Linked DNA regions of Mus musculus: region 2 is linked to region 1. Evidence: chromatin loops called from intact Hi-C (ENCODE). Cell type or tissue: left cerebral cortex. All regions are shown on one strand. Links, peaks and the distances in the headings refer to the core of each region. The heading gives the core; the rest is flanking DNA.

Region 1 (5,390 bases), core at 271-5,270:
TTTATGAATATCATCATTCCTTATGGATGCCAGAGCATTTTGAGTGGGGGCATTAAGGCCCTCCCATGTAAGCTGCTTCATGAGCCTGTCTCTAGTTGGGCCAGCGTCAACCTGCCTTTCTACTGCCTCAGTCACATGGGACAGGAAGTATGTGAAGGACTCCCCAGAGCAATGGATAAGGTTGTAACAGGAAGCAGAGGGGTCTTAAGGGGTGTAGACCTTAGGGGCCTTAAAGGTAAGATCAGCCATCTGGTTAAAATAAGCATGTAGTCTGAGAGTACCCTGGGTTAATGTATGCCCTGTGGACAGTCAGCATGTCAAAAGTAGCATTAAGCTTATATTCCATGTTAATTCTAGCCTGATTCTCAGCCAAGTCATGATATGCAGTCCTCCAATAAAGAAACACGGTTGGGTTGAGCATTGACTTAATGAGATTATACCAATCATAATAACTCTGGAGGTGCATGGTCATTGCTTTAATACTTATTCAAAATAAGGGTGTTCAGAGCCAGAATCATTGGCAGCTTTTCTGATTAGTGTCAAGTCTGCCAGAGGATTTCGGAACGTGGCCCTAGTTGCCACATCAGGGCCAAGATTGCCAGGAAAAGCCTCATAATATGCTTGAGGAGAATGAAGCCCCCAGGGAAAAGGCAGTATGGCAGACATCACAGAAGTGGCCACTCTAGGAGTGTTGCCAAAGGCAAAGTACCACTAGATCACACTAGCTGTAAGCTTAGGGGTACCTGTAATGGAGCAGGAAGAGAAAGAATAGTCAGTGAGGGACCTGGGACAGCAGGACTAGAGGACAGCTACCTCACTCTCATAGCTGAGATCATCCTATCTGCTTGGAGAAAGTGGATGGGGTCAGTAATGAAAAGGTGAATACCAGCTTGATTTTGTCAGTGTCTGTTATGGTGGCCACCACTTGCTTTGGAGAAGAATTCTTAAGATTGGCGATGACTGCAAGGAAGATGGGGAAAAAGAACAAGGAAGGGGTACCAGACTATGCCTCAACCTTGAGTACTGAGGAAGAAAACATGTATGCAGAGTTCAGGGTCACCTGTGTCCAAATGTTCTTTGGTGATATCTGGGGAGGGAGGTGCAAAATAGCAGCCTCTTCTCAAAATTAATCCATATCATAAGTTTTAACCTTGAGACTGCCTGTAACCAGAAGGGTTTTCAGCACCCTAATTTGGGATTCCTTGAAGTTGGGAAGAAGAGAACCCATAATGACACAAAAAGATGCAATGCAACAAAATCAAACAATGAACAGATGAGACAGATAGGACTGACTAGGTGACAAAAGTCTCATACAAGGCAGGGGAATCCCACACAGTATAGCTCAAAGGTTGTGTGCCTTCACAATGTCCCTGATATGGAAAGGGCATTTGGAAGCCTATTCCCATACCATGGCCCGAGAGAACAGCCTCTTTGTAAGGTACTGGGATGAATACAAGCGAAGTGAAAGTGAGTTTCTTGTAGAAACAAGCAAGGACAAAGAAGACAGAGTAAATGCCCACAAACTCAGCCTCAAATGGAAACCTAAAGTGAATGCATGTCAGTTGCCAGGGTGAGCAGACAAAATAAGAGAAAGTACAAAGAAAACAGTGCTCAGTCTTAAACCTAAATAGAAAGTGAAAGTATGACAGTCACCAGCACAAACAGACAAAAAAGACAAAAATGAGGTTTAAGTGTTCCCCTTTGCAGGGTTCACAAGATAAAACACTAAGGGCCAACTCACCCAACAAGCAACCAAAGGTGCCACAACAGCAGCACCACAAGGAGAAGAGGATCAAATCAGGTCCTACTGTGAACACAGCCCTGTGACCACAGGGAGGAAACAAACAGTCCCCTCCCCCAGTAAAGGAGGTTCAAAAGCAGCCACAGAATGAGGATAATGTAGTTAGGCACCAGATACTCAGATACTGCCTATGCCTTAGAATACCTGCTGTACCACCCTACTTGCCCTTAGAGATTGGAGATGAGGGGGTAAGGAATCAATGGCAAAGACTCTGGGAGCAAGTAAGTACTCAGGCCATCTGAACACTTTTCATACCCTCCACCCACATCTCATTGGTTCCCAGCAAACATCTTTTCCAAACAGAAGTTCTCAATTGGTTGGCTTTGTTTGTGTCACCAATTCTTGGTCTCTCAGCCAGACTACAACTAGGTCCTCCTGTAGGAATTGCTTTTGTGGCTGTGTCCCCTGGCATTTATGCAGAGGCATCCACTGCCATTCCTCCTACAATTAGACTAATAAGGCAGCAGAATGTTTCAAATGGCAACTCAACTAAGCACTATGAATGTTGTAAAATGGGATGTGCTTTGAAGTGGATCTGGAGCTGTGATAGTATCTGGAATGTGCATGAGGAGGTTGAATTTCAGATGATTGGAAAATTATTTAAGGAGTAATATTAAATATTACTAAATTATTAAATATTAAAGGTAAGGCTAAATGGTGAAAATTTATCAGTTAAGAAAAGTTATGGGGTTATGATTAACACTGTCATGTTGATGGGATCTACTTTCATTATGAGACAGTGCTCTGAATATGTTTGTGAGGGAGTTGTTAGATTGAGTTAAGTAAAGTGAGAAGACCTAATCTTTGAATAGTGTCATTCTATGGTCTGAAAATCTGAATTAAATAAAAGGGTAAGGAAGGAAGGTGGGCAACAGCTTCCATCTGCCTTGGCTTCCTGACTGAATATCACAAGAGCATCTGCCTCAAACTGCTGCCATGATATACACATAGTTACAAATATATGGATGAGCAAGTGCCAAAACCCTAAAATGAGAAGGAAACAGACATATTTTGGTAAAAGATGAAATTTGAAAATGGTAGGGCACCAACTCAGTCTAAACTCACAGAGGGACTTGAAGTTTTTGGTAAAGAAGTTGGATTTCATTCAAAGTGGAAAACAATAGGGTGCACATAGGAAATCACAAAAACAAGGACCATGAACTGATTAATTAACAAATGATTTTTTTTGTGTGGAAATTGGATTGATAAGATGGGGATAATTGAAAACACATAAGAAGTGACTACAGCACTGTGGATGGTGGATTGCATTGGTGACAAGAGTGGAGGCAACAAGAGTGTAGATTTCACAACTTATATTGGCAGAGTAATTGTTTCTAGTAGGAGATAGGAGCTCCAGAATATTATCGAAGGGTGGAAGGCATATTTCTGAAGCTAATAAGGCATTTAAAAGAGAATAATCTAACAGTTATGTTTTAAGAAAAATTTAGATAAGATACCTATAGAACAGAAGAGAAGCTGGAAGTCATTGTTTGTCCTAATTAGCATGACTGTCAACTTGCCACAGCTAAGAATCACGAAAGAGTCTCCATTGAGGGTTGCTTAGACCAAATTGGCCTCTGGATATATTTTGGGGGAAATGCCTTCATTTCTAATTAATGTAGGAGGGCTCAGCCTATTATAGGACATTTTATCCATAGATAGGTTACCCTGATCTATATAAAAAATCTAACTAAGCATGATCAGCAACAGCAATAAGCAAGTCAGCAACAGCCCAAGTCCACATTTTTTCCAGTTTCTGCCTTTAATTCCTGTCTTAGTCAAGATTTCCATTGCTTTGAAGAGACACCATGGCAAAGATAAATCTTAAAAAAGGACAACTTTCCTAGGCAAGCAAGCTCCCATTGAGCTAAACCTGGAGTACTACTCAGCTATTAAAAACAATAAATTTATGAAATTCTTAGGCAAATGGATGGATCTAGAGGATATCATCCTGAGTGAGGTTATCCAGTCACAAAAGAACTCTCATGTTATGTATTCACTGATCAGTTGATATCAGCCCAGAAACTTAGAATACCCAAGATACAATTTGCAAAACATATCAAACTCAAGAAAAAGGAAGAACAAAGTGTGAATATTTTGTTCCTCCTTAGAATGGGGAACAAAATACCCATGGATGGAGTTACAGAGACAACATTTGGAGCTGAGACTGAAGGAAGGACCATCCAGAGACTGTCCTACCTGGGGATCCATCCCATATACAGGCACCAAACCCAGACACTATTGCATATACCAACAAGATTTTCCTGACAGGAACCTGATATAGCCGTCTATTGTGAGGCTATGCCAGTGCCTGGCAAATACAGAATTAGATGCTCACAGTCATCTATTGGATGGAACAAGGGTCCCCAATGGAGGAGCTAGGGCAAGTACCCAAGGAGCTGAAGGGGTTTGCAATCCTATAAGAGGAACAACAATATGAACAAATCAGTACCCCCAGAGCTTGTGTCTCTAGCTGCATATGTAGCAGATGATGGCCTAGTTGGCCATCATGGAGAGGAGAGACCCTTGGTCTTGTGAAGATTTTATGCCCCAGTACAGGGGAATGCCAGGGCCAGGAAGCAGGAGTTGGTGGGTTGGGGAGCAGGGCAGGGTGGGATGAAGGGTATAGGGGACTTTGGGGATAGCATTTGAAATGTAAATGAAGAAAATATCTAATTAAAAAAAGGACAACTTTTTATTGTGGCTGATTTCTGGTTCAAAGATCAGTCCATTATCAATAAGGTGGGGACATTCAGTGTTTAGGCAGACATGGCATGGGAGGAGGTAGAATTTCTACATCTTGATTAGAAGGCTGACAAGAAAATAATGACACCTCAGGCAGCTGTGAGAAGGGTCTCAAAGCCCACCCTCACAGTGACACAAGTCTTCTAAAAAGGCCACACCTATTAGAAAAAGGCTACCCTTCTTAATAATGCCACTTCCTGGGTCAAGCATATTTAAGCAACCTCACTTACCTTAGTCATCAACTTTGACCTGCAGGGTGTAAGCTACATAGATTCTTTTCTCTACTCATTAAGCTGGTCAAGGGCAGAGTGTTTCATGATAGAAAAAACAAAAAAAAAAATACCATAATATTACTGTAGAGATTAATTTAAAGGCTTGAGTTGGATTTATTCAGCTAATGACAATGTTCTTATAAAAGAGGACAACTGAAAATAAATCCCAGGAGACTTTTCCATTTAAAATAAAATGAGGAAAGAAGTCAGAATTAAGTTCTTTTAACATATAGCAACTATTTATATATAGGCATTAAACCAAATTTTCAAGCATATGTTTCAAAATCTAACAGAATTAAGGGAAGAAATATGAATTCCATGATAACAGCTGGACTCTTCAACACTCCACTTTCAATAAAGTATAACTAGAATGTAAAAATGCTCAAAATCTGAACACTGCATACCAAATTAGGCATAATGTACATCTATCAATAGCAGAGTAAAGGTTTAAGTACACACACAAAATTGCATTAGTTTCATTTCTCTCGCTGTGAAAAAACACCATGACCAAACTTAGCTAGGCAAGAATAGAACTAATTTTCAAGGTTACAAGCTATCATCAGAAGAATTCA
Region 2 (5,390 bases), core at 223-5,222, 170 kb before region 1:
TAAGACATATTTGAAGTCTGTATGATCTTGATGTGAGCTGTGACCCTAAAAGCTGTGACCCTGTGTCTCTGCTTGTTCATAGGGTCTTGTTTGCTGTCATTTGGAAGGCCTATAATCCTGGAGGATAAGATGTATGGGGAGCTACCTGGGATTGGCCACACCAATGTCCCTCTACAAATGTGCTTGAAAATAACACTTCCTGTTATACAACTCACAAGTACCTACCGAGAAGTGACGATTATGAAGTATAGCTACGACTTAATAAATGGGAAGAAGAGAAGGCAGTGATGCATAGCATCTGACTTCAGCACAGCTGAGGCCGTGTTGGTCCCTGTGGGGTAAGACTCTCTCAGGTGGCAGCAAAGTCCTGCTCCAGGCATTCTTTTTCTGCCTCTTCTTGTTGGAGTGAACTCAGGGAGAAAAGCCCATCACTTCCAGGTCCCATTGGTTAATTCCCCTTACGCATTCCACTTAGTGAATGTTTTCCTAGCAACCTCCAGGCAAGTCAATTATGAGCCTCTGGATGGGCTGGTAATAATGCAATTATTCAAGAGGGATTACTGAGCACTGTGAATTTTAACAGTCAATATTATAATTATGTCAGAACTTAAATGAAAATCATTTGTCCTTTAGAGAGCATTGCATGAGAGCTGGAGCTTTTTTATGCTTTCTTCTTTAACGTGGTTAAAAAAGTAATGACTCCATTTGTTGAGTCTCAATTCTGAGATGACTGCATTCAGAATGCTCTCCTGGTAATTACACTGAAAGCAAAATATCAGTAGAACAGTACGGAACATCACTGTCAAGGACTCCCAGAAAGGTGAAATCCTGAGCCATGTACATAATGTGGTGAACGTTTGCAGTCTAAAAAAGTAAGGGGAGATTTCCCAAGGTCACATAACTTTTGAAATGAAGTGGGAATTGAAGCACACATGTGCATTTACATGTGCTTGTGCTTTTGCATGTGTGTGCATGTGTATATGTGTGTGCGTGTGTATATGTATGTGTATGTGTGTGTATGTGTGTGTATTTGTGTGTGTGTAAGTGTGTGATATTTGTATGTGCATGTGTGTGTGTGTGTGTGTGTGTGTGTGTGTACATGTGTGTATGGGTTTGTATGTTTACAGACTTGCTCTTGAGTGCACATGTGTAAAGGTACATAAGAGAATATTCATGTCTTCTGTATGTGGAAGTTGGAAGACAAACTCCAGTGCTGCTCCTTAGGATGAATCTACCATATCTTTGAAAGACCATCTTTCATTAGCCTGGAGCTCACTTAGTAGAAGGCCAGGCTGGGTGACAGTGAAACCCAGGGAGCCCTAACTCTGCCTCTATGGTGATGGTTTTTCAAATGCATGCAACGATGCACAGTTTTTTATACATTGGTTCTGGGGATTAAACTTGGGTGCTTACACTTTGAGACAACCAGTTTTCTGACTGGGCTAAGTTCCTAAACAGGGGATCTTAGACTTATGGAGCACCTTTCAATAGGTTTTCAACAACAAATTGACTATTTATTGCTTATTTGTTTGTGTTTGTTGGTTTTTTTTTTTTTTTTTAGTTTTTCATGAATTTCAGCCTGAATATATCTTCGTCTGTACAACTAAGCAATAAGTATTTTTTGTTCTCAGTAGTTTGCAGCCGGTTATTCTTTGATAACAGATTGGTAGAACATAGCATCCAATTGTTTCCTACTCCAGAGACAAGAATACTCTTTGTCTAATCATGGCATATAGAGCAGTACTTCTGGGTAATCACTCAGCTCAAGGGTTTTAATAACAGTTACATGAAGAAACAAGAAAAGATATAAGTAAAGTCAGTAAGTTGCTTCTCATTTGAACTTGAACTGACTTGGATCACTAGAACCCAGGTTAAAATACTGGCTGTGATGATTACACTTGTAATCCCAATAGTGAGGATACGGAGACAGGAAGATCCTTAGAGTCTGGGGTTTAGTAGAATCTGTGAATTGTGAACGTGGTTAAGAGTACTGGCTTCTCTGTCAGAACACCAAGGTTTGATTTCCAGCACCCACACTGTTGCTTTCATTCATCCTTAATTCCATTTCCAGGGGATCTCACACTTTTTTTTCTGGCTTCTGGTACAGTGATAATACACAGATATGCACACAGACAAATCAACAATCTTTAAAAACAAATACATTAATTAAAAATTTGGAGGGAAGTGTGTCTGAGATAGGACAGCTGAGGTTGATTTCTGACTTTAACAAGCTCACATATGCTTATACATAAGCACTCCCCAACCAACAGCCCTAACACAGGAGCATCCAAAAGTCATTCCAATCTATACCAATGATCACTGAACCTCCTGGTGCTAAGGCTGTTCAGGATGTCTCAGTGTTTTAGACATGTAGCTGAAATACTACTATATATCTGATTATTAATTGGGATCATTTGATTCACACAGTATACCTTAATAGAAAAATTGGGAAATTTATAAACTGAGATAGCACACACAGGTCTCACTTTCCTGTTCTAGTGAAAAAAAAAATCTAAGAGTTGGCAATACCGACTTTTGCATCTGTTTTGCTGAACTCCCCTGGTCTTTTGTTGCCTGGGTCTCATGAGTGGTCCCCACCTGCTGACCCCAGACATTCAAATTCTCATGTTTTCTGCACTGTGTTTTGGTATTAGTGGAAATTACAGAAAGAGTGAATTATAGCCCTCTCTTTGGCAAGGCTTTTGTGTAGTGGCTGAGTATGTCCTGTCTTCAACTTGTACCAGATTCTTGTGTTGTTATCTTGGGGAAAAAAAAGGGCAGCCTTTTGATGACTTACTTTCCTCAGCAGATAAAGCAATTTAGTTTCATCATACCATGAAATTGCCACAATCCTGTAATCATATCACAGAGCTTAGAAATTTCCTAGAAAATACCATGTTGAAGGTGAGAGCAGGCTGAAACTGTTGAGTTAGTGGACAAGCTGTTTCCCAAGAAAGATTTTTTTTTTCACTTCATTTATGACTCCTTATGAGACAGCAAAATCTCCATATGCACATTTCCTCAGCTTTCATTTTATCTTTCTTATAATATGTAACATTGCAAAAGGCAAGGAAGAGAGAAAATAAAAGTTCTTTATTTTCACAGTTCTGGCCCACATGTAAACTGTTGAGACAGAAAGCTGCCAGTATTCCTCACAGTGAAAGCCCTGACATCTGAGTTTAGCAGCAGCACTACCATGCCACCCCCTGTTCCTGCCTCACAGCCAACATTCCCTCCTATGCAGTTGTCTCATGTCCTTGGGGAAAGCAGAAAAATTGATGTCCTTGAGGTGATAAGACCCCTCACCCTTAAGCTACGTGAAAGAGACAACCGAGCTTTCCCAGCAGTCAAGAAGAGACATAACAGCTATGACTAGCTTGTAACAACAGGAAAGAATGTACTAGTCACTGATAATGGGACGAATTATTCTTTCCCAGGTCAAAGAAGTCCTTTTCTAGATGTATGGTCCCTCCTTGCTGTCTGAACAAATGTTATCACTTTGAAGTATAGCATTATTTTCTCCATACCTCATCATGTAATGCCAAGGCTCGAAAGCTCCAGCTTATGCATGTCCCCTATATAAACCCCACGTCACTAGATCCAAGCATTGAATTCCCTAACCTGCAAATCAGGGAGGTTTGCATCCTGGGTTCAGATTTGAATAAAAAGATTTGTGTGTGTGCATCAGTGATGAGTTCCCTGGAGGTTTCCAGTGGTTCTAGTGAAGTAGTTATAACAAAACAAACTCATTTCATGTTAGTAAGTCTTGTTTATAATTTAGTAATATTCACAGACACACCTGAGACTTCACCTATGATAAGAAAGTACTATGTGTGAAGAAAATATCTAATAAAAAATAGAAAAAATGATTAACACAGAAAAAAAAAAAACAAAAACAAAGAAAGAAAGAAAGTACTATGTGGGGCCAGTGAAATGACTCAGTGAAATGTCTCAGTGAATTTTTCACTTGTGTCCAAGTCTGATGAGTTTAATCCCCTAGACCTACATCATGGAAAGAATAGCCAGCTACAAATTGTTTTGTACCTCTAGAAGCCAAACCTGCAAACAATCAAACAGACAGACTCACATACGTGCAAGCACACATGCACAATACACACACATACACATACACATGAAAAAAAGAAAGAAAGAAAGAAAGAAAGAAAGAAAGAAGAAAGAAAGAAAGAAAGAAAGAAAGGGAGAGAGAGAGAGAGAGAGAGAGAGAAAGAGAGAGAGAGAGAAAGAAAGAAAGAAAGAAAGAAAGAAAGAAAGAAAGAAAGAAAGAAAGAAAGAAAGAAAGAGGGTTGGTTTGCATGGTGAACCGAAAAAGCATTTACTTTGAGAGGAGTGCATTTTTATTGCTTGTTCATTGCCTATGCTGACGAGGTATGGTTTCTTCCAGAGAACATATGGAGATCATGAAAGTCATGAGTACAAAGAGATCACCAATAGCAAAAGGTAAACTGAGGGCTTTAACGTGGTCTTTGATAGACTTGGACTGTGGTGTGAAGGCATTATTTTTTCTGAGGGTACCAAAGCTCACGTGTGGTGGATGTTGAGGTGTGAGACTCTACTGACACCCAGGAAATCTGTGTCTTGCCATGTTGTGTGTCTCTTCACATGCCATGGCTCCAACGAGAAGCTTGACTTTATTAAATGCAGTCTGTGTGGTGATTCTGGGGATCATAACTCACGTCTTCAAGCATGCAATGCAAGTGCTTTACTCACCGAGCCTTTGCCATTTGTCTTTCAACTTATTCTTAATAATGTTGTCTTTGCAATTGTGCTTTAAAAATGAAACACAAATGGACAGTGAAATGTGTACAGGTGCCTGATGCCTCATTTATGTATAGAATACAGAGTGCCCTGTTCATTCTTCTCTCTCTGGTTTTACAGATGAGTGTTTGGGGATACTCAAAGCCAGGTTGGTCAAAGCTAGGATGAGCTGTTCATGAAATGGTGGCACAATATACATATGGGAGAGTAAAATGATCACAACAACAACAATGATGACTACTACCATTACTACTACTACCACTACGACTACAACTACTACTACTACTTCTACTACTATTATACAATAACAACAACAAAACATTGAGTTGCTTTTACTAAATTTCCCCTCTTCTGGTTATAGTAAACTAGATGTGTAAATGTGCATTTGAAATTCTTATTAAGGGAGAAGTGTCTGCTGTAATTCACTGGTCTTACATGTATATTTACATATGGGTTGCACATTTATAAAGAGATATGCCAACATTTGTAGTGATATTTCTATTTTCTTCTTTATTTAGAGAAACTTCTCTAGTTATGCTTAGGAACATAGAATGAGACTTCATTTTTCTGCATCATACAAAGATAAGCTTGATCTGGGGAGTTGGCTCAGTCAT

What was found. A loop is a pair of places that touch in the nucleus more often than their neighbours do. Peaks named below come from ENCODE experiments on the same cell type or tissue, not always from the same donor. Only the 100,000 strongest peaks of a DNase experiment are listed, where the experiment ranks them.
Region 2: a loop joins it to region 1, with 1.9 times the contacts of the local background. A loop is called at or near these places in 1 of 42 quality-filtered maps.

The regions. Positions count from the first base shown.
Region 1 is chr1:114,163,870-114,169,259 of GRCm38, forward strand. No RefSeq gene overlaps it. Among named protein-coding and RNA genes, the nearest start is that of Gm32985, 230 kb to the left of the region's middle. In left cerebral cortex, for the core only: no CTCF peak of the experiment used is centred there; a DNase peak (open chromatin) is centred at 2,741.
Region 2 is chr1:113,989,554-113,994,943 of GRCm38, forward strand. No RefSeq gene overlaps it. Among named protein-coding and RNA genes, the nearest start is that of Gm32985, 57 kb to the left of the region's middle. In left cerebral cortex, for the core only: no CTCF peak of the experiment used is centred there; a DNase peak (open chromatin) is centred at 3,104.